2 separate regions of the Homo sapiens genome follow, and region 1 is linked to region 2. Evidence: chromatin loops called from intact Hi-C (ENCODE). Cell type or tissue: ascending aorta. All regions are shown on one strand. Links, peaks and the distances in the headings refer to the core of each region. The heading gives the core; the rest is flanking DNA.

What was found. Peaks named below come from ENCODE experiments on the same cell type or tissue, not always from the same donor. Only the 100,000 strongest peaks of a DNase experiment are listed, where the experiment ranks them.
Region 1: it touches region 2 in a loop (3-fold over the local background); 5 of 110 quality-filtered maps call a loop at or near these places.

What each region holds. Positions count from the first base shown.
Region 1 is chr2:239,135,794-239,151,185 of GRCh38, forward strand. HDAC4 (histone deacetylase 4) reads right to left here. Exons shown (of 27, transcript NM_001378414.1): 8 at 8,790-8,921; 9 at 3,891-4,003. Among named protein-coding and RNA genes, the nearest start is that of HDAC4-AS2, 50 kb to the right of the region's middle. In ascending aorta, for the core only: a CTCF peak has its summit at 8,232 (motif pointing right); no DNase peak of the experiment used is centred there.
Region 2 is chr2:239,281,658-239,297,049 of GRCh38, forward strand. The region is part of intron 2 of HDAC4 (histone deacetylase 4); the gene reads right to left. Among named protein-coding and RNA genes, the nearest start is that of MIR4269, 16 kb to the right of the region's middle. RefSeq lists enhancers at 9,533-10,062, 10,063-10,594, 13,870-14,486, 14,487-15,102 and a silencer at 12,501-12,560. In ascending aorta, for the core only: a CTCF peak has its summit at 9,398 (motif pointing left); DNase peaks (open chromatin) are centred at 9,324 and 9,624; H3K27ac peaks cover 2,260 bases.

The sequences.
Region 1 (15,392 bases), core at 7,048-9,547, 150 kb before region 2:
CCGGGATGCTCTGGGGGTTGGGAACGATCTAGCTGATTACTTGGACACTTGTTTATGATACATTAAGTTAGAAAAACAGGTTATAGATCATGTACCTTTTAAAGAATGGGCTTGGATAAAGCAAACACAAGCCAGGAGTAAAGATTAGAAGGCCACACAGGAAGAGTCAGCAGCAACAGTCTCCAAGGACTTGAACTACTGTGATATTTAACATCTTTTTGCTTGTAGAATGAACGTGTTTTGCTAAAAAGGACAATAGTTTATCACCACTATATCCCCTACACAGTAGCTACTCAAGGAATGTCTGCTGAATGAATGGGCAAACAAAGAGAAGGAATAAAATGTTGTTGTAATCATGCTAGTTAGTGGGGTTTGGCAGATAGAAATCCCCTTGCCAGAAGCTAACGTTAATAATGAATAGATAACAGATTTCATTATACTCTCTACCTCCATGACAGCAACGTTTTTAGCTCCCCCAGATGAATGAGAAAATGCCATGTTTGTCTTTCTGTGCCTGGCTTAGTTCACTTAACATGAGGGCCTCTAGTTCCATCTATGTTGCTGCAAATGTCAGGGTTCTATCCTTTTTGATGGCTGCATGGTATTCCACTGTGTACAGCACCACATTTTCTCTGTCTATTCATCCACTGAAGGACACTGAGGTTGATTCGACCTCTTGGCTATTGTGAAAGATCCATGGCTAAGACCTCAAAAGCACAGGCAACAAAAACGAAAACAGGCAACTGGGACTCTGCTCAACTAAAAAGCTTCTGCACAGCAAAGGAAGAGAATCACCAGAGTGAAGAGACGACCTGTGGGAAGGGGAAACATGTGCAAGCCATTCATCCGACAAGGGAGCAGTATCCAGAACATGCGGGAACTCCAGCAACTCACCAGCAAAACCTGAAGCAGCCAGTATAAAAGTGGGCCAAGGATCTGAAGAGACATTTCCCCAAAGACATATGACTGGCCATTGGGGATAGGAAGAAACGCTTCTCCTGACAAACACTTACACTCAGGCTGTTCCTACAGAACAGAAAGCCCGGCCTTCTCACTTAGGAGCAAACTCACGGCGCACCTCGCCCCAGAGGAAACCCTGCAACTCCCTTTAGATTTGCTCACATATTACATTGTGTAAGGAATGATTAAAGGGCTACTGAGGAAAACATTTTTCCTAGGCAATTTTTTTTTTGTCAAAAGTTAAAGAATTATCAGTAAGTTATGCTGTAGAGGAAATGCTTGTGTTATCATTTGGGAACAAAATAAGGAGACGTTCTAATGTTTGCAAAGTTTTCATTTCCTTTGTAAGCAAGGTTTTTTTTAAGCCCATTTCTGGAACTAAAGGAGGCTTCTGAGAATTTGTTCCTTGGAGATGCCGACTGGTCCACCTGAGAAATCGCAGGGCGTTCTGGCATCTGCTGCCTCGGGGCCGAGCCCTGCGGGAGGCATTCTGAGGCTGGCGCCCCCGGACCGCATCTCAGCATGTGCTCAGAGGGAAAGTCCGCGGGCCTGAGGTCAGAGCATCCAGGCACGCGTGTAAATAACAGCAGCAGCGGCCACAGAGGAGCTGTCCCCTTACGCACCTGGGCGACTTCCTCTCACTCTCTGAGCCCTGCCTCCTCCCTGTAGAGGAGGTGCCGGCACACTGGGCTTCCCTGGCCTGTAGAGGAGGAGGTGCCGGCACTCTGGGCCTCCCTGGCACTGTAGAGGAGGAGGTGCCCGGCACACTGGGCTTCCCTGGGTCCAGGGGGCCTTCAAGGTACAGTAGTGTTTCTAGGGACCCCAGGGTGAACAGAAAAGGCAGTGCTGAGAGCCAGGCTGGGAGGCCCCTGCTCCCCCCACATCCTCATCCACTCGAGACACCCCCTCTGACGGGCAAGCTCACTACACTCTGCACCACGTGAGAACGGAGAGCCAGCCCCTGGCCATGAAGCACAGGTGTTCTCACAGACCCGTCCAACTCTAGAGATACTGAAACCCAGAAAGGGCGCCTGGGTGTGATCCAACATGCAAAGGCTGCCCGTGCCCACTCTAATGAACATCTGATGTGGAACATGAACAATGGCACCTCTTGGTATTTCCTGTAACTCCTTCTACATGTTCTATTAATTTCCAGTAGCTTCATTTACGTATCGTGATTTCTAAAAATTAACACAGAACTGGAATGATGCAGACCCACCCAAACAAGGCACTGTTCCAATATTAACTACCATGTACATAAGTGCCTCATTTTAAATAAAAACATGTATCTAGGACCACAATCAACAAGATGCAACCAGTGTTAACCTCAGGGCAGGAAGTAATTTCTAGGTTGCATTATAAGGCTTATTACTGGTAGACCTCAGCTATGACCACAGCCATACAGAGGACTGTTAAAACTTCTAATCATCTAAATAAGTACTGAAGTTGGCAGGCTGAAGAAGACAGGTAATAAAAGAAATCGATGTATGAAGTAGAAAGAGTAAGAGAAATTGGGGATTAAGCAGCCTGGAGACAAAGGGCAAAATTCGTTCTGAGCAGTAATTCTAGTCTCTAAAAATGTTTATACATAAACGGTCTTGAAATTTGAAATGAAAATGCTAAACACTCATGCCTCTGTATCCCAGCTAAGATTTGCCAATCCTTTGGAAGGGCAGGATTCATTTCTAAATATTTAAGAAGGAAAGTCAATAACTATATTTAATAAATTATAGCCTTCTGTAAGTTGGAGAGAATTCAGAAAGAACCTCCCACTCAGTAGAACTCTGCCCCATGAAGCAGACACAGCATTTCCAGCTCAACTCATCAGAAAACTCACTGCTAAAGCGTACCCCTCCCACCCCTGCCCTGCAGTCAGGCCCACCCAGGCCCAGGGCACCACTCAGCCTGCGGGACTGCCTCTCTCTGCCTCTCTCTTCTTCCCCGTGCTCTGGGGGTGGCCTCTCCTTGTCAGTGGGGCATTGTGTGGAGTGTGGGGCAGGTCCTTGCTGCCTGCCTGGTTCTGTCCCTGGGCCTGGCACAAGGCGCTCGGGACACGTGTGGGATAAAGGCAGGGGGCGCAAAGGAGCTCAAGGAACACGGAGCGAGGTCCTCGGACCTGCTGCCCTGGAAAGCCTCCGAGTATGGTCAGTGTGCGACTCGGCCAGCCTGGGCGCCACTCCTCCCTGCCTTGCCACTCAGCTCCTGCGTCTCTGACATCTTTCCCACCTAGGGACTCCAAGCGTCCCCTGACTCCTCTCTAGCTTGCCAATGTCCCTCCCAGACTGTGGCACCACTTGGGGTCTGATGAAGGCAGGGGACCAGGGGTGCTGAGCTCTGCGGTCTGAGATGCCTGGTTCCCGTGATGCCTGGAAAAGTTCCCCGCTCTGTGGCTTTGGCCGGCCCTGCCATGCTGACCACGGGTGACGCTCCAGTCGGCCCTGACACATAGTTTGTTGGCCGACATCGTGTTGTGTATTTCTCAATACAAAATAAAAAATGTTAAGTCTCACTTAGCAACTATACCCACGTGCCCACGGCCTCTCAGCCACCCTCAGAGCACTGGCGACCACAGCGAGCTGGGCAGCAGGGATCCTGTCCACCTAGAGCACCTGCCATGCGTGGGCTTGTGCTGGGACACCATCTAGTGACATCTGCTCTGGAAGAGGTCAGGAGAAAGGACCAGGCTCAGGGCTGTCCCCGACGTGCCTGGAACTAGCGTGTTCATAATGAAAGGAGATGTCTGTGATGAGAGGAAGGCAGGAGAGTAACCTCCAACTGCGTCCTTTTTAGGATGGCTCACAGGCCACTTTCCCTCACCCCAAATTGGAAGGTGAAGAGTGAAGGGCAAGTGCAAAGTGGGGTCATTTCAAGCTCATCCGTCCCGAGTCCGACTCTAGCCGTAGGACACAGGACAAACGCTTCGCACTGACCTCCGCCGGGATGCTGGGGACGGCGGGCGCGATACCGTTCTCCGCGCTGACGCTCCCGGAGCTGTTGTTGGGTGAGCTGGGTCCGGAGCCTGGGGCGCTGCTGCACGCGGAGTCTGCGGAGGCAGAAATACCCTGGTGAGTGTTACTCCATGCGGAGGGAGGGCCGTGCTGACCTGTGGCCCGAATGCCCGGTGCCTTCCACGGACCTGCTCGTTAGCTTGCGACAGGCAGAAGTCCCAACAAAAAGAACATGGCCATGGTTTCAAAAAAGAAAGTATGATGCTGATTTCTGATTTTCCAGTTTTGCCACTGACTTCACTTTTTCTAGGACATGTACGTTACCAATTTTATACCTCGTTTGATTTTCAAGACAATTTTAAACACCAAAAAGATAAATCCTTAAACACTTATTAGTGACCTAACAACAGAAGACCAGAAAATGCAGAAGCTAAGTGACTTTGAAAAGCAAAAGGTCAGCTTTCCTGTGCTCACTATAAAAAGCTTAGTTCAAAATAAAGCAACCTACTATTAGTGTTCACTCTGAGCTGAATCCTCTCATTTTCCCTACATAGCAGCAAGCATCCAGGGGAAAATATAGCCAGTGTCTCCTGAGATCTATCCGTGCTACTGGAAAACACACGCTCGGACAGTCTTAGAGGATCTTTAACCATCGGTGCGGCTTGACCCTGGTTAATGAGACCAGGTTCCGCTCTGACTGAATGTGACTTCCAAAAGGGGCCACGTCCAATCCAAAGATCCCTTCACCTCTGAAGGGGTCTGCTGCTATTTTGGGCACACACATCCACCGTGGGAGGCCGCTGAGGCTCTCGATATTCACACAAGGATTTGTTTGGCTTGTCATATGTTTAGTTTAACGGCATTTTAACAATGGCATCATCTGGTTAAAGCTTTCCAAAGAAAACACAATGTGACCCATTTGCCTCGAGAACTCTAGGCGTCTGCTGTTCAGCAACGACTCTGGGTGCTCAGAACCTCGCCCCAACCTATATGCGCAGCGCATACAGGTCAGAAGGAAGGGACATGGTGGGGGCCCTGGAGGGGAGGTTAAGGGATGTTTTCCCCAAGCAGCCCCTCAACGGAGCCATCCCCAGCAAAGCCTCCTCCACGGTCTGCTTGCTGCCCGCGTCCTCCTGGAGCCCACGAGGACGCAGGTGCCCACTCATGCTGACTCACGTGGTATCCACGCCTGCTGGAGGTGGTGACTCTGCAAATATAGCCCCGAGCCACAGTGAGGAGGATGAGGAGGGTGGGGGAACAGGTAAAGCCACCCACAGCTCCCCCAACCTGGCAGACCTGATTCCAAACTTTGCCTTTATTAGCTCATCCATCTCTCAGTCACTGTTTGAGGAAGGTGCCATTATGACCCCGTTTCCCAGAAGAGGAGATGGAGGCATGGAGCAGCAACATCACTCGTCCCAGGCCACGTGGCTTGAGGGAACTGTCATGGGCGTCTGCATACCAGAGTTAACCCAGCTGGGTGGTGAAGGCGCACCTCCTCTGTTGACCACGCTGCCCACCAGGAACACCCTGGGAACATCTTGCCCTCAACAGCAGGGCAGTCTAAACCTCCCAAGGGCAAACCAGGGTGTCCACCCAGAAGCCCTACACCAGCCGCTCCCCATGGCTCTTGGAGCTCAAAAGAGTGTGGGGTCAGCTCACTGTCCTGGGCATTGAGCATGAATACAGGACTGGGTCCCGACCCTACCCCATCCTCTTTCTTTCCCTGGCCCTCTCACCCTCTCACTTCCACCAGACACTAACTCCAGAGGTAGGCTTCTCCCGCTGCCGAGGCCATGTTATTTGCACTGTGAGTGGGCATTCTGAGAATGCCACCTGGGCTGAGCCAGTGTTTGCATTTCACTCAAGAAAGCAGGACCCGCCTTCTCCAGGCCCCTCCAACTCTCCCATCTCTGCCCCACCTGCAGCCCACCGTAGCCCACCCTAGACCCCTGCTCTCTGATGTCAAGCTGTCTCCAGCTACACACCAAGATCCAGCAGATCTTCCCTGTAATGGGTGCCTCCCAGCTGTGTCGTCAGATAAATACCCTCACGCATGTGCCTGGGGAGTCCGGACAACTTTTTGGGGCGGTAAAAATTATATGTGTAACTTTCCACCCACTTTTAACTCAACGAGGTTAATTTTATTTTTTTGCATTCTACTTCCAGGAATAGGTCTAAGAAAATTCATATAAATGCATAATCTTCATAGTATTACTTAGATCAGCAAAACGGGAACACCATTGGAGGTGCTCAAAAGGCGTGTGGCTGAAATTGAGTGGAGAGGGATGCAGGATGGCGCAGGAAGATGGTGAGAACTCAGCTGTGAGGAAGGCGCAGAACATGGGCTGCGGGAAGGCGTGCAGAGTGAGAGAACTCAGGTGTGAGGAAGGCACAGAACACGGGCTGCGGGAATGTGCAGAGTGAGCAGGATTCACTCTGGACAGAGTGCGTATGGGAATGCATTTTCTTCTTTGTGCTCTACAGTAGACACCCAATTAATTAGTGACTGAGAAAAAGCAGAGTATCCACCTGGCTCTCTTTCTGCCAAGAACCGCGACTGCCTCCACCGCTCCATATGGGACCACCCTGCCTAATACCTGTCTTCTGGAAATCGGCTCCACTCCTCCGTGTGGGACCACCCCGCCTAGAACTCCTAATACCTGTCTTCTGAAAATCAGCTCCACTCAGAGCAGCCTCCCCATCGTGGCAGCTCCCTGGTACCAGTGCCGGCCAGGAGATGCACAACCCTCTGCCTCTCTGCCCCAGCCCCACTCACCCGCCAAGTCCCAGTGCAAATGCCACCTTCTGCAGAGCTCTGCTGGCTTAGAGTGGCTTGTGCTGATCTCCCAACTCCTAGGTGCCTCGGCACGGGCTCCCTTTATGCCACAGCTCAGCACTGATCACGCCCTGCCACGCATGGCTCCTGGGTGAGCTCAGCACTGATCACGCCCTGCCACGCATGGCTCCTGGGTGAGCTCGGCACTGATCATGCCCTGTCACACATGACTCCTGGGTGAGCTTAGCACTGATCAAGCCCTGTCACACATGGCTCCTGGGTGAGCTCAGCATTGATCACGCCCTGTCACACATGACTCCTGGGTGAGCTCAGCACTGATCATGCCCTGTCACACATGACTCCTGGGTGAGCTCAGCACTGATCACGCCCTGCCGCATGGCTCCTGGGTGAGCTCAGCAATGATCGTGCCCTGTCACACATGACTCCTGGGTGAGCTCAGCACTGATCACGCCCTGTGACGCATGGCTCCTGGGTGAGCTCAGCACTGATCAGGCCCTGTCACACATGACTCCTGGGTGAGCTCAGCACTGATCACGCCCTGTCACGCATGGCTCCTGGATGGTCTCACGTGTGATGTGCTGCTTGCTCAAATTACATCACAAGCTCCTTCCAGGGAAGGACTCTGTCTCACTATTTTTGCGCCCAGCCCAGTGCTGACTCAAAAACAGCACTCAGTAGTCACTGGGTGACAACAGGAACACCAGCTTTAACACTCAGAAGAAGCTTGCTGAAGACTCCGTCTCACCCACTGCACACTTTAAAAAAAAAACAACAAAAAAACGCAAAGGTTCACGTGTCCATTAGAGCTGGCCAAGCAAGGCACTGCTCATAGGAAAAAAGGCTGCATTGGAGTTTGAAAGCTTTTAACTCACATGATTCCTCGTTTCAACTGAATCTTCCCCAGTCAGCTAGACTTAGTGAAACTTTAGATCATAACATTTCTTGATGGCTGTAGAAAAGGTCTGTGTGTACTATAATGGCCAGAGGAAAGAAACCTACATCAGAAATGACACATATGGAGTTCCCCTGGGCATGAAGATGTCAGATACTTTTTAATAGAAATCCACAAATATTCAGACCCAGACCCTTACACCGTGGTTAGGAACTCCTCAAGTAGAGAGGGGACAGGGCACGAGAAACAGGCAGGGCCCTGTATTTAGCGGGTAGGTCTGGCTCTCACCTCACTGCTGAAGCAGAGTCCCTGTGTGATGCCAATGCTCGCACACACGGGGCATGGCACCAGGAGCCCCTCCCCGGCTTCCCTAGGTCAACAGCCTGCTCAGTGGAACTGTGCCTTTCACAGACCACCTACCATGAGCCTTGGCCTTCAAGTTGAACACTTTCTGTTGTGCAAACATGTCCGCTGCCTCCCCTCTATCCAGGCCATGCCCAAGCAGCTCCTTTATCCTGGTGCTGTGATTTCAGGAGTGGTGGGGTGAGGGGTGTACCCTGGTGGTGGTTGGGAATGGGTGGTCCTCTGGATGGGGATGTACCCTCAAGAGGGGCGGGTGAGCCTTCAGGATGGGGGTCTGCTCGGTCTTGTCCTTCTGCGTGTCCACCACTAGATGGGGCCAACCGTGACACGTCACTAGGGCCAAGCTGAAGCAACTTCACTCCTTGCTTCCCTCCCTGCTCAGTTGATGGGTGCTCTGGCGTGGGAAGACGTTAAAATGCCCCGGTGGTTCAGACACTGCTCAGGGGCAGCGGAACAGGGCAGAGCATGCGATTCACCACTACTAGGGTGGGACTGGTTAAGACCCACCTTCAGAGGAGCCTCAACTCAAGCTCCTGACTGCATCTCCCGCAGTGCCAAGCTGGGGCACCCTTGTGCACCTCAGCCCACCTAGAACCAGCTCTGAGTCACTAATGCCAGGAGCAGGGCCCGGCTTAGACATGCCGGAGTCATCAAACCTGGTCCCCTGGGCCTGGCACTTCCAGCGCCATGGGAACAGGACCACACTGGGGGTTGACAGCGTGAGGCAGACACGTGGGTTTTCAGAAGCTCCTGAGAGAAATCGCCTATGGCAGGAAGGCCTGGCAGAGAGGGCAGCGGGGCGGGTGTACCTGCTCAGCCGACATACCTGTGACATCCAACGGACGCTTTTTTAGAGCAGTGACCACTGGCCCGTCTTTCCTGCGTAACAGGGGGCTGCTCCGTCTTTCGGCCACTTTCTGCTTTAGCCTGGACCGTAATTTCAGATTCGGTTCAGAAGCTGCACAAAAAGGAGATGTCATTACAGCCAGGCAGACACCACTGGCTCAAGGTTATCCTGTTGGTGGTTTTTTAAAAATACGCACTCTGGTGAGTAAATATTTGCTCAACACTGCTGTGTTGCTGCAGGGGAGAGCGCAGGGAGCTCACGAAGCAGGGGATTCTAAATCCCATTCATCAGTCCCAAATAATGAATAAAACGAATCTGGTGCTTTGGATAAATTTCTGTGGCCACAGCATTATGCAAGCGCTGGCACTGTCTTCACAGAATCAGGCCACCACTGTTTACCAGGAGATGGAAACAGGACTGACAAGCTGATTTACTGGGCGTGGCAGGAGGCTGCTGAGGTGTGAAGTCACTTAATGGCGATGTCTCGTAACTAATGCTCTTCTAGATAATACACCCCTATCTTCATAGCTGTGTTGCTCTAAAATCAGAGAAAGACTGACAGGGATGTGAGGCTGGGCCCAGGGATGTGAGGATGGTGTCCACGTTGCACACTTTCTTGCTCGCCCATGCATCGCCCCAGCTGTGTCAGTCAGTGAGGCCTCCAGAGCGTGAGGCTGCTATCCCCACCCCGACCTGGGGAGGCTCAGCAGAGCCCATCCCAACATCTGCGCCGGCTTCACCTTTCATCTGACCACAGGGTGAAGGTACTGGGCGTGGGTCGGTTTCTGTGAACAGCTCTGCCTGTGTGGACAGAGCCATTTGCGAATCTACACCTTTCAGCCCACCGTGGTCCCCAACTCATCTGCATCTGGAACCCAAACCTCCGGCGCGAGGCCCGCCTTGGGAAGCACTAGGGATCTAAAGGCAGCGACCGGAGTCAAAGAAATCCCCAAACCCACCCGGGAGAGGTTATCGGCTTTCAGAGTCCAGAACAGAGCCAAGAATACCGCCACGGAGACGTGTGTCACACAAGCCTTTGAGTTCTGAGGTTTTACTTGGCTACTTTCAAGATTCTACCACTTGGAGATTTGCACATTAGGGAGATTTTACCTCTTCTTAAAGAATCAGCACTCCTGCTGTTCTTAATCTTTCTGGAACAGGCAGTGCACCGCCTCCAGAGCAACAAGGAATGAGACGGAGTTTCTCCTGGAAGCAGGACTGATGTGGCTGGGCGATGGGGACCAACATGACTTCACTCTTTGGGACGTGCAGACAGCCCAGGACCTTCTCCACTTTGGAAAAGGCTTCGAGTCAGGGACAGTTTTTCTGCAGGTCTTGGAAGGATGTGGGAGAAGCAAGCTCCCTAAAACAGCCTTCCCAGAGAAACCAGAGAGGCGCTGTGAGAAGGTACCAGACTCTAAGCCTCTGCAGGGAGCGAGGCCTCTGTGCTGTGGCACGGGGGACCTGGATGACGACAGATGACGGATTCAGCCACAAGCCGGCCTCTCCACGGGCTACTGACGAGGGCACACTTCTGTGCCTAACACAACCGACCGAGGCAAGCGTAGATTCACAAGCTCCACTTCTATTTCCACGCTGGGTTTCTTGCCATTATTCAAAAGACAAAACAAAACCAAAAAAAACAAGCCAAAAAACCCAACTGATGACTAGGCAAGAAAACAGTACCTCTTCTCTCACCACCAGATCTCCACTGAAACCCACATGGGCTCTGCAGGGATTCCCCGGGCCTGGGACAGGAGCCACTTCTGAGAGGCAGGGGCTGTGTGTGCCCACAGAAGAGCACAGGGTCCCTGGCCCTGTGTGAAAGGTCTTCCTCAGTGGCTGCCCTGCCACATAGAGTGGGACACGTGGCATCGGGAGGCGGGCATGACATGGTCACTCCAGGCTACCATGGACTGGCTGTGGTACTGCAGCCCAGTGCACCGCCTCCCCCAGGCCCTGTGGGGGTCATCACGCTGCCACCAGGTCATCAGTCAGGCGGCAGATCCTCCACAGCCCTGCCGGGCACTCCAGACTCTTTGTGCAAGAGACTCTTGAGGAGAGTCCCATGGTGGCTGCTTCACCCCACCCCTTCCCTCCACTCCCCTCCCCTTCCCTCCTCTCCCCTTCCACAGGCCTCTGCTCCACGCCCCTCCCAAGGCTGCCCTGACCCCCCACAGCCCCACTGCCCCCATCACAGCCCCACTGCCCTGTCTTCCTCACAGCAGCCTTCTCACCATCTGGAATTCTTCTGTCCCCTCACCTGTTTACCCCCTGCCTCCCAGCCTGCACACCTGCCTGGGCTCCCTGATTCTAGCCGACTGCACGTCCCTGGTCGACTCTGCCTGCAGGGTGGCTGCAGCTGACCAGGAGGCTCCAGGACACCATGCCAGCACTGCCAGGGACAGCATGGCATGAGGCTGGGGCCCTCCGCTCGTCCCTGCCCCGTGGGCTATTCAGCACTCTGACTCCCCCGCAGAACCTATCAGACAAGCAGGGTTTTGGATGCGGGGCTCGGGGAGGGGATTGAGCAGCAGCACGTGGACCAGGAGAGAAGGGGGATGCTGGAGACCACCCGGGGCACATGAAGTGGCCTTCCTGGGGAGAACAGAGAAGCCCTAGGGGGCAGAAGGCAGCCGGGGGAGCCGCATACCACGAGGACCGGCTCACTGCCTGCTTTCAGGGTGGCCAGCCTTCCTGCTTCCTGCCCTCCCTCATTACTTCCAGGCCGGGCATCTCATAGATTGACTTAAGACATAGGGACCTACAATATCAGCCCTTCAAATGCATGTGTCTTAAAGCTTGCACAATGCCTGTAACTCCAATAATTCTGCCAAAGGCAGCCAAAGTGGAAGATGCAGGTAAGCCGGCACCTGGTGACTGTGAGGGTCGAGGCTGCACGTGTACTGGCTCAGTGCAGCAGCCCCTTCACCGCCCTCGCGGGCCTTCCACTCATTCCAGGCACGATGTGGCCAGGTGGAGGAACTGCAGAAACTGGATCCCACCCCTAAGAGGGCTGCAGGTACATTGACAGAACCAAAGCATCAGGCCGGAGGCCTCATGGAAGAGTTGCTCCCACCAAGCGTGGGTGAGGGCAGGAAGGATGCCAACTGTACTTCCAAATGCAGTGTCTGCTCCTTAGGGAACAGGGAGCAGGTGGGATTGTTTCTCCTGAAGCCAATCAAGTAAATGACTAATTAAGGCGATACAACATTCCAATCACAACCTTAAAATTCAACGCAGTGCCCAATGCCTAGCAGGTGCCTTCATCCTTCTGCCAGAAGCAATTCTGATGGAGACACAGGCTGGCTCCTCCAACTTAAACATCCTGAGAGTCAGCTGCAGGTGAAGCGGCTCTCAGAGCCGGAACGCTTTAACTCTTAGGGGCCGGGTTTACAGAGGGGACAGGCGTGCACCTGGCACCAGTGTGGAGGGCGGTTTCTTTGTGGGCCTGATGCAATGTCCAGCGGCCAGCGAGGAAAGAACCCATTGATGTAGCATCAGAGAATGCACGCAATATCGCCGTGGGACAGGGCGGGCAGGCAGAACTGCAGAGAGAAGGAGGCACCTGCTTCCAGCTGCTCTGCCCTGAAATCCTAAAGTGACACCAAAGGAAATATTAAAGAGGATAAAGACAAGAGGACAAAAACTAAAGTGCAGAAGGAAGGGGCTGGAGAAAAAGTTGAGAATTGTCAGAAGGGGGAATAAAAGGATAAAAAGATGAAAAATGGGAGTGCAAAGGTCGTACAACAAATTACTGGAAACGCCAGGAGAAGAGAGAATCAGCAGGGTGGAGAAATCATGAGCAGCAATTCCAGGCCTACTTGTCCAGCTGAAGAGGAGCTGGACACGGAGGCCAAGAATCCCCCACCTGCGGGATCCCAAACTGCTTCAGAGCTCTGGGGACAAAGGCTCGGCCTTGAGAACAGTTTTGTACTTGGCAACAGCCACATCGAGGGCAAGACGATGACCTGAAAACCCTGCAGGAAACCCGTCCCAACCAACTGATCATCCAAGAGTGCGACAGAATAAAGTGATTTACCAGCAAATGAGGACTCCAAAAACTCATGCTCCATGCACGACTTCTCCAAGAGCCACTGGAAGACGTGCATGACCAAGATGGCGAGGCCGCAGAAAGGAGGCCACGGAGCCCGGGAGAGGAGGCGGGGGCCAGGCCGGGAGAGCAGACCGTTCACACGCACCGGGCAGTGGGGCCAGAAGCACCAGGCGGCCTGCTGTGCAGAGGAGGGTCTCCTAGGTCTGCTGAAATGTGGGCCTGAATTGATAGCAGGCAGGTGTGAAACTAAGCAAATGAAAAAAATGATCAACTTCCGGAAAAATTTCTACGAGGTGAATGCAGTCCAGGTGGACTCTGGTTCTGCTGTGAACGTGACACACGCTGTAATAACGCAGGCGGGACAGGCAGTCAGGGACGGCCGTTCTCCTATCATGAACATCATGGGGGTCTATGTAAATGTACGTTTATTTACTTCGGTGAAAATAAAAAGATAATTCTGGCCGGGCATGGAGGCTCATGCCTGTAATCCCAGCACTTTGGGAGGCTGAGGCAGGTGGATCACCTGAAGTCAGGAGTTTGAGACCAGCGTGGCCAACATGGTGAAACCCGTCTCTACTAAAAATACAAAAATTAGCCAGGTGTGGTAGTGGCACCTGTAGTCCCAGCTACTCAGGAGGCTGAAGCAGGAGAATCCCCTGAACCCAGGAGGCGGAGGTTGTCTCACTTGGGCGACAGAGCGACGTTCCGTTTCAAAATAAATAAATAAATAAATAAATAAAAAGATAATTCTAAAAGACAAATGACAGACTGGAATCTAACTTCTGTAATACATGAAAACACAGCATTGCAAACAACATATAAACAGTACTTACAAAGGAACAAGCAAAGACGATGCCCCACAGAAGAACAGGTGAACGCACTGCCGCTAAGCAACCTCCATTCAGCACTGATGGAACCGCCTCACGTGCCCTGCGTGGCTCCAGATGCTGGGCACAGGGTGGCTCTGAAGACAGAGCCTGCTCAGGGCAGCCCCGCTGCCCAGCTCCGGGGCACCAGCCACCCTCGACTTTGAAGCACGTTGCTCACGTGCTCCTGGGGAGGGGGCAAGCACACAGCCATGCCCGCCCTTGACTGACGGTGACGGCACTGCTCACTCAAACACCAACAGGCTCGCCATCTTCACCACTGGCCACATTGCCTAGAATGAACTGCAACACCATCCCGCCTGCTCGTGGAGGGGGTGGGGAAAATGGACTCTCAGGCTGCTGGGGAGGGGGTATCATTTGCTCAATGTTTTGGAATATACATACTCTGAACCAGCAGCTCCATTTTCAGGAACCTTTCCTACAGAAATACTAACACAGTGAGGAAAGGTGCTCAAAGTTGCTGGCAAAATGGTAACCAGAAAACAGTCCAACTTATATCTATGTCTTAGACTACTTGAGAGAAAGGCGTTGAGCTTCATACGTAAAAATGGAATAATGGCCACCATATAATATTAATTAAAAATAAAGGTAGAGGAGAAAACGCAAAATGGGTATTTTTGTTAACAAGACAACTCAGATACATACAGAAACACAGGTACACACACAGACACACAGATACACACACAGAAACACAGATACACAGACATACAGATACACACACAGAAACATAGATACACACACAGGTACATACACAGATATACACACAGATACACAGAAACACAGATACAGAAACAGATACACAGAAACAGACACACACACAGAAACACAGATACACAAACACAGAAACGCACACAGATATACAGAAACACAGATACACACCCCACACACAGAAACACAGACACACACACAGATACATAGAAACACAGATACACACACAGGTACACACACAGATATACACACAGGTACATAAACACAGATACAGCAGCAGGAAGTCTCACCACGCTGCACCTCCTCAAGTATATACCACACCTTCACATACAGCAGCAGGAAGTCTCACCGCGCTGCACCTCCTGAAGTATGTACCACACCTTCACATACAGCAGCAGGAAGTCTCACCACACTGCACCTCCTGAAGTATGTACCACACCTTCACATACAGCAGCAGGAAGTCTCACCACGCTGCACCTCCTGAAGTATGTACCACACCTTCACATACAGCAGCAGGAAGTCTCACTACGCTGCACCTCCTGAAGTATATACCGCACCTCCTGAAGTATATACCACACCTTCACATACAGCAGCAGGAAGTCTCACCATGCTGCACCTCCGTATGTACCACACCTTCACATACAGCAGCAGGAAGTCTCACCACACTGCACCTCCTGAAGTATGTACTACATTACACCTTTACATACAGCAGCAGGAAGTGTGGGCACTGCCCATTTCTTCCTGGTCCCACCCCTCTCCAGCAGTTTCTGCAAACTGCATTAGAACAAGGGACAGCAAGCAATGGTCAGAGGCAAACAGAGAGCCCCTTCCCAAACTCAGGGATGAATGTGAGGGTGGAAAACACACTCTGTCCTATTTCACAGTACCCTGAGCCTACTCTACACACAGATAAGAACAAACACTTGTAAC
Region 2 (15,392 bases), core at 7,990-10,489:
CAATGTACACACCACTCTGCAATGTACACACTACTCTACACGCAGTGTACACCCCACTCTACAATGAACACACCACTCTACACACAATGTACACGCCACTCTACAATTTACCCACCACTCTACACACAATATATACACCACTCTACAATGTACACACCACTCTCAATGTACACACCACTCTACAATGAACACACCACTCTACACACAATGTACACACCACTCTCAATGTACATACCACTCTACAATGAACACACCACACTACACACAATGTACACACCACTCTGCAAACAATGTACACACCACTCTACAATGAACACACCACTCTACACGCAGTGTACACACCACTCTACAATGAACACACCACTCTACACACCATGTACATGCCACTCTACAATTTACCCACCACTCTACACACAATGTATACACCACTCTACAATGAACACCCCACTCTACACACCACTCTACAATGTACACACCATGCTACAATGAACACACCACTCTACACTGAACACACCACTCTACACACAATGTACACACCACTCTACAATGTACACACCTCTCTACACAATGTACACACCACTCTACAATGTACACACCACTCTACACACAATGTACACACCACTCTACAATGTACACACCACTCTACACACAATGTACACACCACTCTACAATGTACACACCACTCTCCACACAATGTACACACCACTCTACAATGCACACACCACTCTCCACACAATGTACACACCACTCTACAATGTACACACCACTCTACAATGTACACAGCACTCTCAATGTACATACCACTCTCAATGTACACACCACTCTACACACAATGAACATACCACTCTACAATGTACACACCACTCTCAATGTACACACCACTCTCAATGTACACACCACTCTACACACAATGAACACACCACTCTACAATGTACACACCACTCTGCAAACAATGTACACACCACTCGACAATGTACACACCACTCTACAAACAATGTACACCCCACTCTACAATGTACACACCACTCTACAATGTACACACCACTCTGCAAACAATGTACACACCACTCTACAATGAACACAGCACTCTACACACAATGTACACACCACTCTACAATGTACACACCCCTCTACACACAATGTACACACCACTCTACACACAATGTACACACCACTCTACAATGTACATACCACTCTACAATGTACACACCACTCTCCATGTACATACCACTCTACAATGAACACACCACTCTACACACAATGTACACACCACTCTGCAAACAATGTACACACCACTCTACAATGTACACACCACTCTCAATGTACGTACCACTCTACAATGTACATACCACTCTACACACAATGTACACACCACTCTACAAACAATGTACACACCACTCCACAAACAAAACATGTGATGTTCCAGGATTCGCTCGCCCACAGTCAGCCACGCATGCAGGAGCAATGCTGAGGCTGAGGGTGCAGAGGGAGCTTGACAGTCAGTGGAAGAATGCGCTCTACAAGAGGACACCACGGGCCTGGCCCGCAGAGGACTATGAGGGCAGGGGCTGGCGAGTCAAGCTGGCTGGAAAGGCCTCTCTGAGGAACTGAGGCTTAAGCTAAAAAAACTCTGCATGACGCTGGGTCTCTGAGATCCGGAGGAAGGGGCTCCCGGCAGCAGAAGTGCCCAGGGTGCGGGCCTGAGGTACAGGAGCTGCGGGGCTCCTCAAACAGCAGAAAGCCTGGTCTCATGGCTACCGCCCCCCATGAGCAGGATCAGTGCCGACGAGGCTGCAGCGAGTGTCGGGCTGGCCACCGCGAGGGGCCTGGGACGCCACTGCCGGCAGAGGCTAGAAGGGGCCTGACCACACCTGGGCGTTTCCACCATAAGAACACAAAAGCCCTGCGAGCAGAGAAGAGAGCACTGCAGTACAGAAATCAGGAAGGCAGAGTTGTAAGCACTGATTGCATTTGTTTTAATGTGACTTATTTAGTCGTAAGTTTAGCTAATTTCGTTTTCATAACGGCTGTGTTTGGCAACCCACTTCCGCGAGCGGTAACAGCAGTGCCGGCCACCACGGGCGGTCATGGAATTGGAGAGGATCAGGCGGCCTTGATGGCGTTTTGGTGGAAGCACTGTCACAAAGGGATGATGGGCAGGCTGTCGGGAGTTAGGAGAAGAAAAGCAAAATACATTTGCTAGCTTCTGGCTTGAATGCCTGGGCTGACTGGAGGGGCCATGTAGTGCCGGGGAGAAGTGGAGAGCAGTTCCAACATTGCTGGGGGACAGTAGTGCTGCCTCGGGATCTACAGCGGTGAGGCCCCGAAGGCGCCAAGGGCGTCGGCGCAGGGGCCCCCAGCCAGTCACAGTTCCCGCTTCTGCACCCCAGGGCCTCTGAAAACTGTGAAGTCCATGCTGCGGTCTCCACGCCCAGTGGCTTTCCACGTCTCTCCACATGACACTCACCTGCTGCCCATCACAGGCCGCAGACACACTGAGAGGAGCCCAAGTGGTGTCTGAAGCAGGACTCTCCACCAGGACAGTGCCGGTCCTGAGCCCAGCTACAGGGAGCCGACCACAGCGGAGCCGAGGACACCGATGGCAGGACTGGCTGCGCTTCTGATGAATGTGGTTTGGGATGCTGGGTGAGGGACAGAGGGAGCGGGCCAGGGAGTGGGCAGAGTGAGCCAACGCATGGGGGCAGCCCTGAGCCACTGTGCTGACCCAGTGATGGCCAACAGCATGCTCCATCACGGGGACCCTCCGCGGGGCCTCGGGGAGCATCGCAGAGCTGCCTCCCTGAGGAATGGGGGCAGGTGCATTGTGGCCCTCGTAGTCAGGGGTGACCCTGAGAGCAGCTTCCACACACGCCAGGTGACATGCATGAAAGCCCATCAGGTGCCCCTGGGCATCCGGTGCCAACAGAGGCAGAGGCAGGTGAAAGGCAAGATGCCCCTGCATGAAGATGGTCCCAGCACACACAGAGCAGGCCACCACAGTAGGGACTGGGTGGGAGGTGGGGCCTCCAGGATCTGCAGGGGGAAAGGCACCAGACGGTGAGCGCCCACGCCCCAGAGCCAGAGGCCCTTCCACTCTCCAGTGTCCTGGAGACCAGTGTCCCGGTTCAAAAGTAAATACACAAGCAGCCCTCCCACAGGAAGCTGAGGAGAGTCTGGGCTGCAGACTGGGGAGACCCAGGATCGGGAAACTTTTGTTTCATTGTGTTTTTTAATGTAAGTAATTAGGGTATATTTAGAGGCTCAGAAAGGAAGCCAGAGACAAGTGACAAAACTTACAAGGAAAATGAGAGGATATTCACAATGAAAGGAGAGATGGGATCAAAAGCATGAAGGAAGCCCAGAGACAAGTCGTCTAAATGCATCCATCAGTCTACCAAGCCATCAAATAAAATACATCCCACCCCACACCTAGACAATCTACAGTCTACCTTCATGGCAACCTGGAAGGCCAGGTTCAAAGTTCAAAGTTCAAAGACTGCAGATGGTACAGAGAAAGCGTTACACAGTGAGAAAACAGGCAGCTGGATGAGCACAGAGCCACGGTGGAGGGGGACAGAGCCACGCTAAGGAGGAACACAGCCATGCTGGGGGTGGGAGGGGCAGATCCCTGCTGGGAGTGGAGAACGCGCCGCGGCTGGGCCCCCAAGTTCGCGGCTGTGCAGCGTGGCCAGAATGCTGAGCCGGTGCTCTTCCCTGGCATCCTGCACTTCCTGGGTAAGGAAGGAGAAGCCTTACAGCAAGGGGTTCCACCGAGGCTGGGGCTTCGCTAGTGTGCGGGGAGGCAGAGGAGCAGTGCCGGCTGCCAGCAAGTGTCTCCGCCGCGGGACCTGTCATCCCAGCTGGTGGGGAGAAAACGAAGCTGGGTAAAAGGGGCTGAGAGAAAGCTGGCCAAAGGTTGGGCTTTTGAAGTACTAGAAACTTCCTCTTCTGGGGACGTGGCAGACAAGTCATCTTACAGGCTCTTGTGCTGTGGAAACCCCAGGTTCTGCATAAGACATACCTTCTGTCACACTGCTGGGCTCACCAGCAGTAAGGAAACCCTCCAACAAGCCAGAAATATATAATTAAGGGAAACAAAAGCAACTCGAGCTGACAGGAGAGTTGAGGGCAGCGGGTGGAGGACTGCATGGGGGTCAGGACCGAGGTGAGCCCAGAGCTGCAGCGTTCAGGATGCAGGGGCTGGAGTCCAGGGCAGCTCCCAGGAAATGCACGTGGCATGCCTATCAGAAGAACGGCCTCCTCACTCCCATCCCTCTATTTCCAAACAGTAAGACCAGCGAGACATACGCTCCCAAGCAAACACAAGCCAACACAGAAAGAAGTGAAAAAAGGCAGCAAACACATCAAAAGACAGTCAAGTTCTTCAGTTACTCATATCATGAGAAATGGTACGATTACTGTTTCTGAAACTTTCAAAGAATCTCTTAATGCTTTATTCACTATCATTTTCCCCATGTATGTTTTGATTAAATAAAAAGTTTATGAAAATACTTGAAAAATTTTAAGTAATGAATCAGAGGAAGCAACAGAATTGTCAAAATTAATCATTTTAGGAAAAGAACAAAGTAGACTTTCAAAAATAATAAGTGTAATTGATGCATTTTAAAAAAAAGAAAACCCTCAATGAATGATTTAAGCAATAAATGCCATGCAAAAATAAAAAGGAGATTCGGTGAGTGAGAAGATCCTGACGAAGAAATCAGCTGAGCAGAGGGAATCAAAATACAAAAATGAAGGAGAGCCCAAATCCTGTATTTTGTATTCTGAAAGTAAAAGTCCAAGGAGAGTTGAAAACCCATAAGAGCCACCTGAGGAGGTGTGACAGCTGACTCTGCAGGACTGGGAAGGAAGGGAAGGAAGGGAAGGAAGGAAGACTATGGAGCAATATTTAAAGGGGCACTAGCTGCGGATTTCCAGGACTGATAAAACACACAAACTCACAGACACAAAGGCAAACATATGCCAAGACAACAGGGTGCTCCACACCCAAACACACCCTGACAAAACTGGGAGCATCAAGGACAAAAGAAGATGTGACGAGCAGCCAGTGAGACACAGACAGACAAGGAAGGAGCGGCTGCTATGCTGAGGTAGGCCGGCCAAGGATGAGAAGAATACACCAAACGTGATGAAAGGAGAAAAAGAAAACTCACCTCCAAGTTTTGCCTAACAGTCACTCAGGCATGTTGGTGAAATAGAGACATTTTCAGATCAGACACACATACACACGCAAGGACTGTATCACCAACAGGTCTACTAAAGCTACTCCTAAGGGGTATGTGTTCATAAAGAAAAGAGAAAGTGACCCCAGCAGGAGAGTGTCTGATGCAAGCAGGAAGGACAAGTGCACAGGGAGTTGGACACTGGCCTGGGCAGGGAATGTCCTGGGGACCTCTCGGACAATACGAGGCATTTGATCACGTCTATACCAGGATGGGGCATGCGTCACACTTCGTGAGCCCACAGTGATCCATCAGCATGAACTGCAGCCGTGCCTGGATTTCCTGTTTTCCCTGTGGTCCTCCTGTTCTGAGACCCCACCCAGGACCCCACTGTCCTTCCTTTATCCTCCTGACTCCTGAGGCTCCTTCGGCTGCGACGGTTTCTCAGACTTGCCTTGTTTTTAATGACCTTGACAGTTTAAAGTACTTGATTGGGTGTTTGCTAGAATGTCCCTTAATCAGAATTTGTTTGATGTCATGACCAGATGGGGTTGTATGTTTTTGGGAGGAAGGTCACAGAGACCAAGTGGCACCTCCTTACATCATCTCAAAGGTGTACTGTTGACACGACCTTTTAAAAACTTGGGATGGAAATGAAAATGCTAAGTGTCAAAACTTGTTGTATGCACCCAATGCCTACTTCAAGGGAACTGTGTAGCTTATAACAGAAGGAAGGCTAAGAACTAATGGGAGCTGCACATCCAACCTCGGGAGAGAGAGAACACTGGGTGCAGCCAGCCACAGAAAGTACCAGGAAGATAAGAGCAGGCATTTAAAACACAGAAAGCTGACTTACAACTAAGGGAATCCACAAAGCCAGAGTGACTCAAAACGATTAATACAGATTAATCAAGAAGAAGACTAAGTCATGTTGTAAATGAAAACGGGTACACAGAGACAAATCCAGCAAAGATGTAAACACCAGAAGCAAATCTATGACAATAAAATTGAAAACGTAGATTAAGTAGGACTCCTAAAAACTTTCTTTTAAATCCATATGACAGGAATTAAAAGTTCAGGTTATCAGTAACCATTAAAGATGTTAAATCAGTAGTTAAAACATCAAACCACCAAGGAAATATGAACCCCAAATAGTCTGAGGTTAATTTTTACAAACTTTCAAGGAATAATTAATTCTAATCTTAAATAAACTATCCCTGTAAGTTAAAAAAAAAAAAGACCTTAAAAAAGGAAAATTACCGTCCACTCCAATTCAAGAACAGAGATGAAGAATCCTGAAGCGCTAGCAAAGTATGAAAATGACAAGATTTATCACAAACAAGCTGAATCCACTGGAAGAGATAAGGGAAGTTTAACAGAAAATTAGAACAGAAAACTATACGATCATCACAACAGACGGAGTAAAAGCATTTGGCTAATGGAACACAGCTATCCATGAACTTAACTTGAAAAAGGGAATCTAAAATAACCTATGTCAAACATCATACTTAAATTGGGAAAAATGTTAAAAATCTTCTCTTTAATGTCAAGGACGACAGAAGGAAGTCCAGTATTTCTGCTCTTACTCAAAACTGAACTGGAATTCCCAGCTAGCACAGTAAGACAAGGAAAATAAACACAGGAATTGGAGAGGAAGACACTAAACTAGCATCGTTACTTTAACAGTCTTTGTCTTAGAAACCCTGAAGAATTTACAGAAAAAAATTTTTAGAAATTATAAGATTTTAATAAGATGATTGGATATAAAAATAAAATATAAAAATCAACTGCAATTCCAAAAACTAGCAAGGGAAAACTTAATTAAAAAAAAAACGTATTGTCTGCAACAGAAAAACAAAACAACTACAATCTACCAAAGAATAAAGAATAAATCTAACTTGACACGTACAAGACCTTTATAGAGAAAATTATAAAAATCTATTGAAAAAAGACAGTAAAGAAGACCTGATGGAGGGAAAGAGAAGCCACACACACAAATATACTGTCAGGATGCCAACCCTGCCTTCAAATTCATCCATAGAGTCAATGCAATTCCAATCAAGTTTCAGGCTAGGCTTTTTAAAGGAACTTGTCTCTAGACAAGTCACAGCTTAGGAGGAGCTGGGACAATTGCAGGGAGGGGGCTGAGACAGGGGAGTGCGGCTGCAGCGCCTGTCAAGGAGACAGTGCCCTGCTGGCCCCAGGACAGGCTCTGGAGCAGCTGAGCACAGGGAGGGTCCAAAACAGATTGAACTTGGAGGATGAGCTGGCCGCACAGCTATCCCAGAGAAAGGGTGTAAAGTGTCAAACATTATGGTTCTCAAAATGAGAAAAGAAAATGAAACTGATCCCCACCCTGCACCCCACACAAAAACCAAAGGCTTAAGTATGAAAGACAAAACGTCAAAGGCCTTAAGAGAAAATATACAAGGTTATCTTTATGGCCTTGAGGTAGGGAAGGTTTTTTGGTGGTTGTTTTGTTTTTAAATGAAATACGAAAAAGCACTAACCACAAAAGAAAAGGTCTGTGTTTTGTCTTAGTCGAGGTGTCATTTAAGAACTGTTTTTGCATATAACTTTTCTTATGTTACAATATGTGTGTGTGTTTCCAGATCAAGGAAGTCGAGTAAAACACTTCTAAGTAACATTTTTTCCTTCTTCACTCACTAAACCTTTACTGAACTCCAACTAAGTGCCCAGCACCAGGCCAATAAAGAATAAAAAGACAGGAGGAGCAGAGGTCTTTTCTTCTGGAAATCCAGGCTGGGGAGAGAGCACACATCACAGGGCAGGAGCAGCAGCCCCTCAGCCACTGTGTTGGGCACGCAGGGCCCCTCCCAGCCACCTGGCTCATCTGATGTGGGAGCCCACGGAGAGCAGAGAGCACCCCCCAAAGTCCCCGCCTGATGGGGCACCAGAGCTCTGCCCGCTGCCTGATCCTGCCCAAACTCTGAGAATGCCCCTGGTTATAACCCTCCGTTTCCCTACTGTACACACTGGTGCACAAATCTGCATAAACCCTCACTTCATAATCATCCTTCAAATTACACCTAACCTTATCCTCTTGATGGTTCACCACTTCCTAAATTTTAAAACAGCATCGTGATCTTTACTCACCATTTTTGAGTTAAGGAAAACAAATGAGAGAATAAAATTAACAAAGTTCTATCAACTACAGAAAAGATCTTATTTTCTAATCCAATTACGGCAAATAAAAAAGGCATCAAGAGTTAATATAAATGTACACTCCATTGAAATGGCTTAATCAAAAGACACAACATTAACCAGGAAAAATTCACTCAAGTCTTGTCATTCAAACTTAAAATATATCAACATTTTTACTAAATTTATTTTTTTTCAAATGTGCACTAACATTTTCCATGTTATCAGACTTTACTCTTACCTAGTTCCCTGTCAGCTGAGCTAATTCCTTAACTATAAAGAAACAGAGCACCCTAAGGCCAGGCTGTGGGGACACCCAGAACCAACGGCACGTGACATGAAGCACCAGCGACATGGGGACACCAGCACCAATGGCGTGAGGATGTCCAGCACCAATGAGTGGCCCATTTTATGTGGCTGAAGGACACCTTCTGTGTGGACTAGGGAGAATATGGTAAAACTGGAGACCCTAGGAGTCTTCCATATCACCCCAAGAGAGTTTTGGAGAGAAAGGGGATTTAGAGTGTCAATCTTTAGAAAAATCAAACAGGCAGGGCAAGCTCCTGAAATGGGAGTAGGCACACACACACACACACACAGGCACGTGCGCACAAGCAGTCACGTACACACATGTACGCACACACAACCACACATGCGCGCACGCATGCATTCAGTTCGCACGCGCATGCACACACACGCACGCACACACTCACATACGCACTCACGTACGCACACACGCGCACGCACTCACACACACACCACACACGCTCCCGTGTTTAGTGTGTTTCTAGGGCACTATGGGGAGGGCCGGGGTTCTATACAGGGCCTGGCCCACCTGAAAGTCCATGTGAAAGGCAGCCTCCAGGGCTCCTATCAAGTGGGTGGCTTCGCTCATTCACTCAGGAATTTTTCGTGGCACAGTAAGGCAAGGGGTGGGGATTTTTCTTTAAAAGCTTTATCCAATCATGACTAATGGAATAAGTGAGCCAGGCCTCAAGAAAACCGAGGACAAAAGGAAAGAGCCGTTCAGAAGGCAGCGCCTGCCTCCACCTGCTGGTGCGTGCCCGGGACAGGGAGGACGGCAGGTTTTACCAAGCACTTTCAAACAGAAATCCAAGTTCCCAACAAAGAAAACCCCAAATACAATAGTCCCTGGGGTCCTTGTTCAGCCCCCTTTTGACTGGGACGCTGCCGTCGAGTGCCAGGGGGTGTTATGACAAAACTGAAAAGCATGGCGGGTAAGAACGTTCCAAGGCATGGCTCGCCTGCCAGGGCTGGCCCGGGCTGGCCAGGGCCAAGTGCACACGGGGATGGGCCTTGCCAGGCCAGCTGCGACACCACAGGCTTGCTGAAAATAGCCGGTGTTTGTTTACATGGCCTGGGCTGAGAGCCTGATCGCCCTCAAAGAGGGGTCCCCTGGGTGGCGGGGGGCCTGAGGGCACACAGGAAGAGCTGCAGTGGGATTTTCAAAGAAACGTCATCATCTAGAGACCCTGGAGCTCTGGAAAGCAGGAAGGCCGCTAGGTCGCCCCTCTGGAACTTTGGTTTTCATGGGTGTCAATGCGCAGCAACCCACGGTAGGGCCCGAAGCCAGCCTGCTGCTCAGGCCTGGAGAATGAAAACAGCTTTAAAAGACAACCTACAATTAACACAGGGACAATTATCTTCCTAATTTAGGTTAATTTCTACTTACAGCCCTAGCTGGCAGGTCGGGGGAAGGGCAATATCTATGTAAGAGCTTCTTATTTGGTTCTTCTAAGTCCACACAGATATCATAAAGAAGATTTCCAGTGTCCACCATCGCCTTCTAGAAAAGGGGCCTAAGCTCAAGAGTCCCAGCTAGCTGGGCCTTCTCCCCGGGAGCCGCCGATTACATTTGCATGAAAATAGAACCTTTGTTTGCAAGAGTTCCCGCTCCAGTGGATCCCTCCTTTGTCTGCAGCACAGCAACTGATGGGGCAGGATGCTGGTGTGTGCACACAGCCCAGCTCAGGACAGCCACGCCAGGGGCTGCGCGCACGGCCCAGCTCGGCCCAGCTCAGCCCAGCTCAGGGCGGCCACACCAGGGGCTGCGCGCACAGCCCAGCTCAGGACGGCCACGCCAGGGGCTGTGCTTGCCCATCGTGGCAAGGCAGGCAAGGGGACGGCCAGGATGGTAGGTGGGGCCCCAAGTGTTCCGGTGTTTTGTCAGTGTGGCTGGGGACTCCCAGCCGGGCAGGTGCTGCAATGCGCTGGCTCCCAGAGCACCTGCAGAAGCAGTCCCAGGGGACCCTGAGGTCACCTTCACCTGGTACGGCAGAAGACAAGATGCCCTCACTCACTGCTCTCTGCGTTCGAGGATAAACCCCTTTCTAGCACTGGCTGTTTGTTAGATGTGTGACAGAAAGACCCTGGAGAGCTTCTGCACTGAGATGGGCAGTGGAGGCTGAGCCCCGCTGTCCATCTGGAGCACAGAGCCAAACAAATCTGAAGGGCTGGCAGTGACCCCACCACTCCAGCGAGAAACCAGTACCCCTGTGGGCATACTTGGCAGGGCCCAGAAAATACAGACCCACCAACCCACATCTAAAATGCATCTCTTTACTTCCAGAAAAGCAAGTCAATATATCCTATCTGGGAACTCGAGCCAAGTAATGGGTCAGGTCAAATAAGGCATGATCCAGTGTCATGAACTAGCAGACTAAGGCGGGAGGCTGGGTCGAGAGGATACTGTTTCTTTTTTGTTTCTTTGTTTGGAAGGGGGGTGATGGAAGTTCATTACCAGAAGCCAAGGAGGCTCTCTTTCACCAGGTCTCTCACGTGGACCTAGACCGTCCTTTTAATACCCAAACAGAAATTACAAGAGACTAAAAGCTGGGTGGAAACAGGTATGCAACAGCACTAAGAGCAAAACCTTGCTCAGGCCTTTCAGTGGGAAAAAGAACATTTCCGATTTGAAGTTATCACTCAATAAATAGCAAGCTCCATTAGATACAGTTTTACTTAAAAAAATAACAGCTGAATGTCCCTATAGACATGAAATGAGACCACCCACCTGGCCTTCAGGTTCAGGTGTGAGGCCAGCGGCCAGCTCCCAGGTAGCCCAGAATCCCTTGGAAATGACTTTCCTTCCCAGGTACCTGCTCCAGCTGGGTCAGTCCTCACAAGGCGTTTCCCAAAGGGCATCCCGTGAGGAATTTGTGTCCATGGGATACAAATTCCCTGAAATAATAAACTGGACAAGTCTCTTCTCGACAGATCCCAGCTGGCTTCTCTACTCGGGAGCTTCCCAGAGCTTGAATGTAGCAGTTGCCTTCTGAATTTCTCTGAGCTTCCCCCAAAGGGGTTTGACCAGGGCCTGTCCCCTGCCCTCGGTTTTTATGGTGAATAACTGCAAACACCTTGCAAAACCGCAGGGTCCCAGAAAACCCTATTTGAGAAGGGCCCTACCCTCCACAATCAAAGGGGGATACAATCTACCCCAGCAGGGGCGGAACATTAACAAGGGCGGAGAGCAGCAAAGGAGCGTGGGAGAAAGGTCACATTCTTGCTACCATGAGGTAGTTAAGGGGTCAAGAGCCAGGCAGAAGCTGAGAGCAGGAGCCCGAGGCCCACCTGCTTATGGACACAGGGATCCCCAGACCAACGCACAGGGCACCTCCAGGCTTCCTGCAGTGGCTACGCACAGGGCATCTCTGGGCTCTCTCCAGCTGATGCGCTTCTAGCTGCTGTGCCTGGCCACGTGGTTTTCCTGTTTTGGGTCCACTGCACCCTATACTGGGAGGCTAACCTGTATCACCTGGACATACAGTTTACGTGCTCCCAAAATACCTGCACTCAGCGGATGGCATAAAAACCTGACGGCGAGAACGCCAGCCTCCTTCCTCCTTACAAAACCTTTCTAGTGGGAAAACATTTAACAAGTATTTGCTAAGCACCTGTTAGGGCCCTAGAACTCTAAAAGTAACAGGAGGACTTTAAATCATCCACTTGCAATTTACTAACTTGCCATTTGTTAATTTAACAGAGACATTTCTAGAGAGAACTGGGCCACACAAATACCCGCCCATCGTCTCCCAGCCCACCCTCTGCTGCCTATGGGAGGAAGAGCAGCTCATTCTCACAGGTTGGGCAGAAAGCTCATGGATGCTCCGTGCAGTGCAGGGTCGCTGAGGCGTCACATTTACGCTAAAACAGAAGTGCCCCATGATCCACCTCTATCAACTCCCAGTGACTCAGACAAGGACCGCAATCACCAGGCAGGGGCAGCCCCTTCTGAACCTGGGCACAGAACACTCAGGGAAGCTGTTCGCCGTGAGGACGTGGACACTGGGAGCTCCTGATGGGCCTTGGCAGAGGCCTGACTGATCAGATCTGCACTTTGGAAAGGTTCTGAAAGCTGTGGATAGGCTGATAGGGAGTCTGGAGCCTACCTGGCTCCCAGGGCAGAGATGAAAAAAAAGAGAAAGAGACTGCAAGGAGGTCGCGCCACTGTGTTTCAGAAACTAAGTCCCCGTTGAAGGTGGAAAGGAGGGAAGAGCTCTGTTAGACCTAGGCTTCTGAGTAGGTGGGGCTCTCTCTTTCTGGGAAGGGACAACAGTAGTGGGAACAGCTGGGGCACACACAGATGTATTTGTGGGCACCCCAGAATTCCTCATGGCTGAGGCTCAGGATAGCAAGCAGAGCTGGCTCCAGAACAGGGAGTTGGAAGGAAGGGGAGCAGGTGGGCCTGCCTCGGAGGCCTCGGAGGCAGCACAGCCCACCCAGGCCAGGAGCTCAGCGTCTCAGCTTCCTCATCTGTAAAATGGGGCGATGCCACTCCTCCCTCAGGGTCATGTGAGCACCATCCAGGTCAGGACTGTGCGCTCTCAGGACAGGACAGAGGGCCACAGAAGCTAGGCCTCTGCTCTGACTAAGGGGGTGGGTGTGTGGGAGGCCCGGGAGAGACTGTCCAACGGCTTCGGGACAACGCCCGTCTGATAAGACTTTTAGTGCTAGGGAACAGCTGCTAAGGGTTTTTTAATAATGTGAAAAGATGATTATAGGCCGGGCGCGGTGGCTCACGCCTGTAATCCCAGCACTTTGGGAGGCCGAGGCGGGCGGATCACGAGGTCAGGAGATCGAGACCATCCCGGCTATAACGGTGAAACCCCGTCTCTACTAAAAATACAAAAAATTAGCCAGGCGTAGTGGCGGGCGCCTGTAGTCCCAGCTACTTGGGAGGCTGAGGCAGGAGAATGGCGTGAACCCGGGAGGCGGAGCTTGCAGTGAGCCGAGATCGCGCCCCTGCACTCCAGCCTGGGTGACAGAGCAAGACTCCGTCTCAAAAAAAAAAAAAAAAAAAAAAAAAAAGATGATTATAGTAAACTGGCAAGGGTGAAAAGCAAAAGAGCAGATTTTTATTCATCCAAAAGCTGGTTACATAAAAACCAACGAGAATGAGACAAGATGGGAGCCGGAAGGAAACACATGAAAATGTTCACAGCTGAACCCAGGGTGACAGGACTAGGAGTCAGAGACTCTCTCCTTCATACGCCTTTGTCCTTTCTAAAACTTCCCAGAGCAAACAGGTCCTCCCTTATCATTAGAAAGGAGAACAATGCACCCTGGTTTGTTAAAGGAGAAAGCTCTTGGCATTCTCACTTTGTAATTTGCTGTTTCCTTTCAAGCTCAGCCTCTGGGAGGCTTTTCATTCTGTTTTGTGTCTCGTTTACCATTCCCGTTCAGTTTCATTTTATTTCTTAAATGGACATCCTCACCAAAACCACCACCACCAACAAAATCACTACCAATGACTTTTGCACAAACAGACCAAAGAAGTGGGCCACCTGTGTGAGTTCTAGGGCAGCTGTCTCTCCAAACCACATCACAAGTGCCCCCAGAGCCCTTCATTGTCTTTCTCAGCCTCTTCACTGCTCTGTCACCAACTCACACTTCATTTGCAACAGCTTCTTACAGGGTGCTGAAGGAAGAGCCAGTAATTAGAGCTACCAGGCAATGGGCGCATCTACAGAGGGACTCTTCATCTTCACAGAAGCAGCAGAGAGCTGAGGATGCTATCACGCCCATTTTACATGAGGACACTGAGGCACAAAGAGGCTCAGGGATGGTCCAAAGTTAATCCAGCAAGAAAAGGGGAGCACCAAACTGGAGCCTGCACAGGCTGACCTGGAGCCGTGTCCTTGAGCACTCTGCTTGTTCAATCAGAAAGCCACCACTCTCAAAGCACACACACACACGCACATATGCAGGTATGCACACATGCACGCACACAGAGGATGTGCTTAGCTGTATGTGTGCCCTGGGCGTGGACACCAGCACTCTGCCCAGAAGGAGGCCAATACCCGCCTGGACCAGGGTCTCTGCAGACAGTGGCACAGGGCGGTCATGGCCAGTCCTGCAGCGCCCTGGCCCAGCTGGTTTTCTGGTTTTTCCCCATTTCACTGGCTACAATGGCTCCTTTTTCAGATGCAGGCAGCCAGCTGAGTGCTGACACTCTAATTCTAAAGGTCACCCCGTGACATTTCCTGCAGCCTCAACTACCTTCCAAGGCCTCAGCAGATCAGGGTCACAATGCTGGCCGGCATTTAAGAGAAACTGCGCTGTTTTCTTTTTTAGGACTTCGCATTTATCTAATCATTTCTGGATCTTTTTCCTTGAAAATAAGTCACTAAATAACAAACCGAGGCAGCACTGCTTAAATGTGTCCCCAGACAGGGATGAAATGGGGTGCCTGTCCACTGTCGGGCCCCGGAGCTGTGCTTCAGTCAGGTCAAGGGAGCATGGGAACCAGGACTTTCACCTCCGCCCGGGAGATTCTTCGGGGCAGATATATTTAGAAAGCGTGGATTAATGATTAATGATTAAACTCACTCACCAGGTCTGTCAAAAGTGGACAGTCCTGGAGCCATTTGCCCTAATTTCCCTCAACATTCAATATTTGATTGTCCCCGCCAAAGAAGTGATCAGCTCTCCAGATGGCTCCAAAAGATGTTCGTGGGGCTGCAGGGAACAAATAAAACTCCCATTTCTGTTTGTTTTCATGTAAAAAAAAAAAAAAAAAAAAAG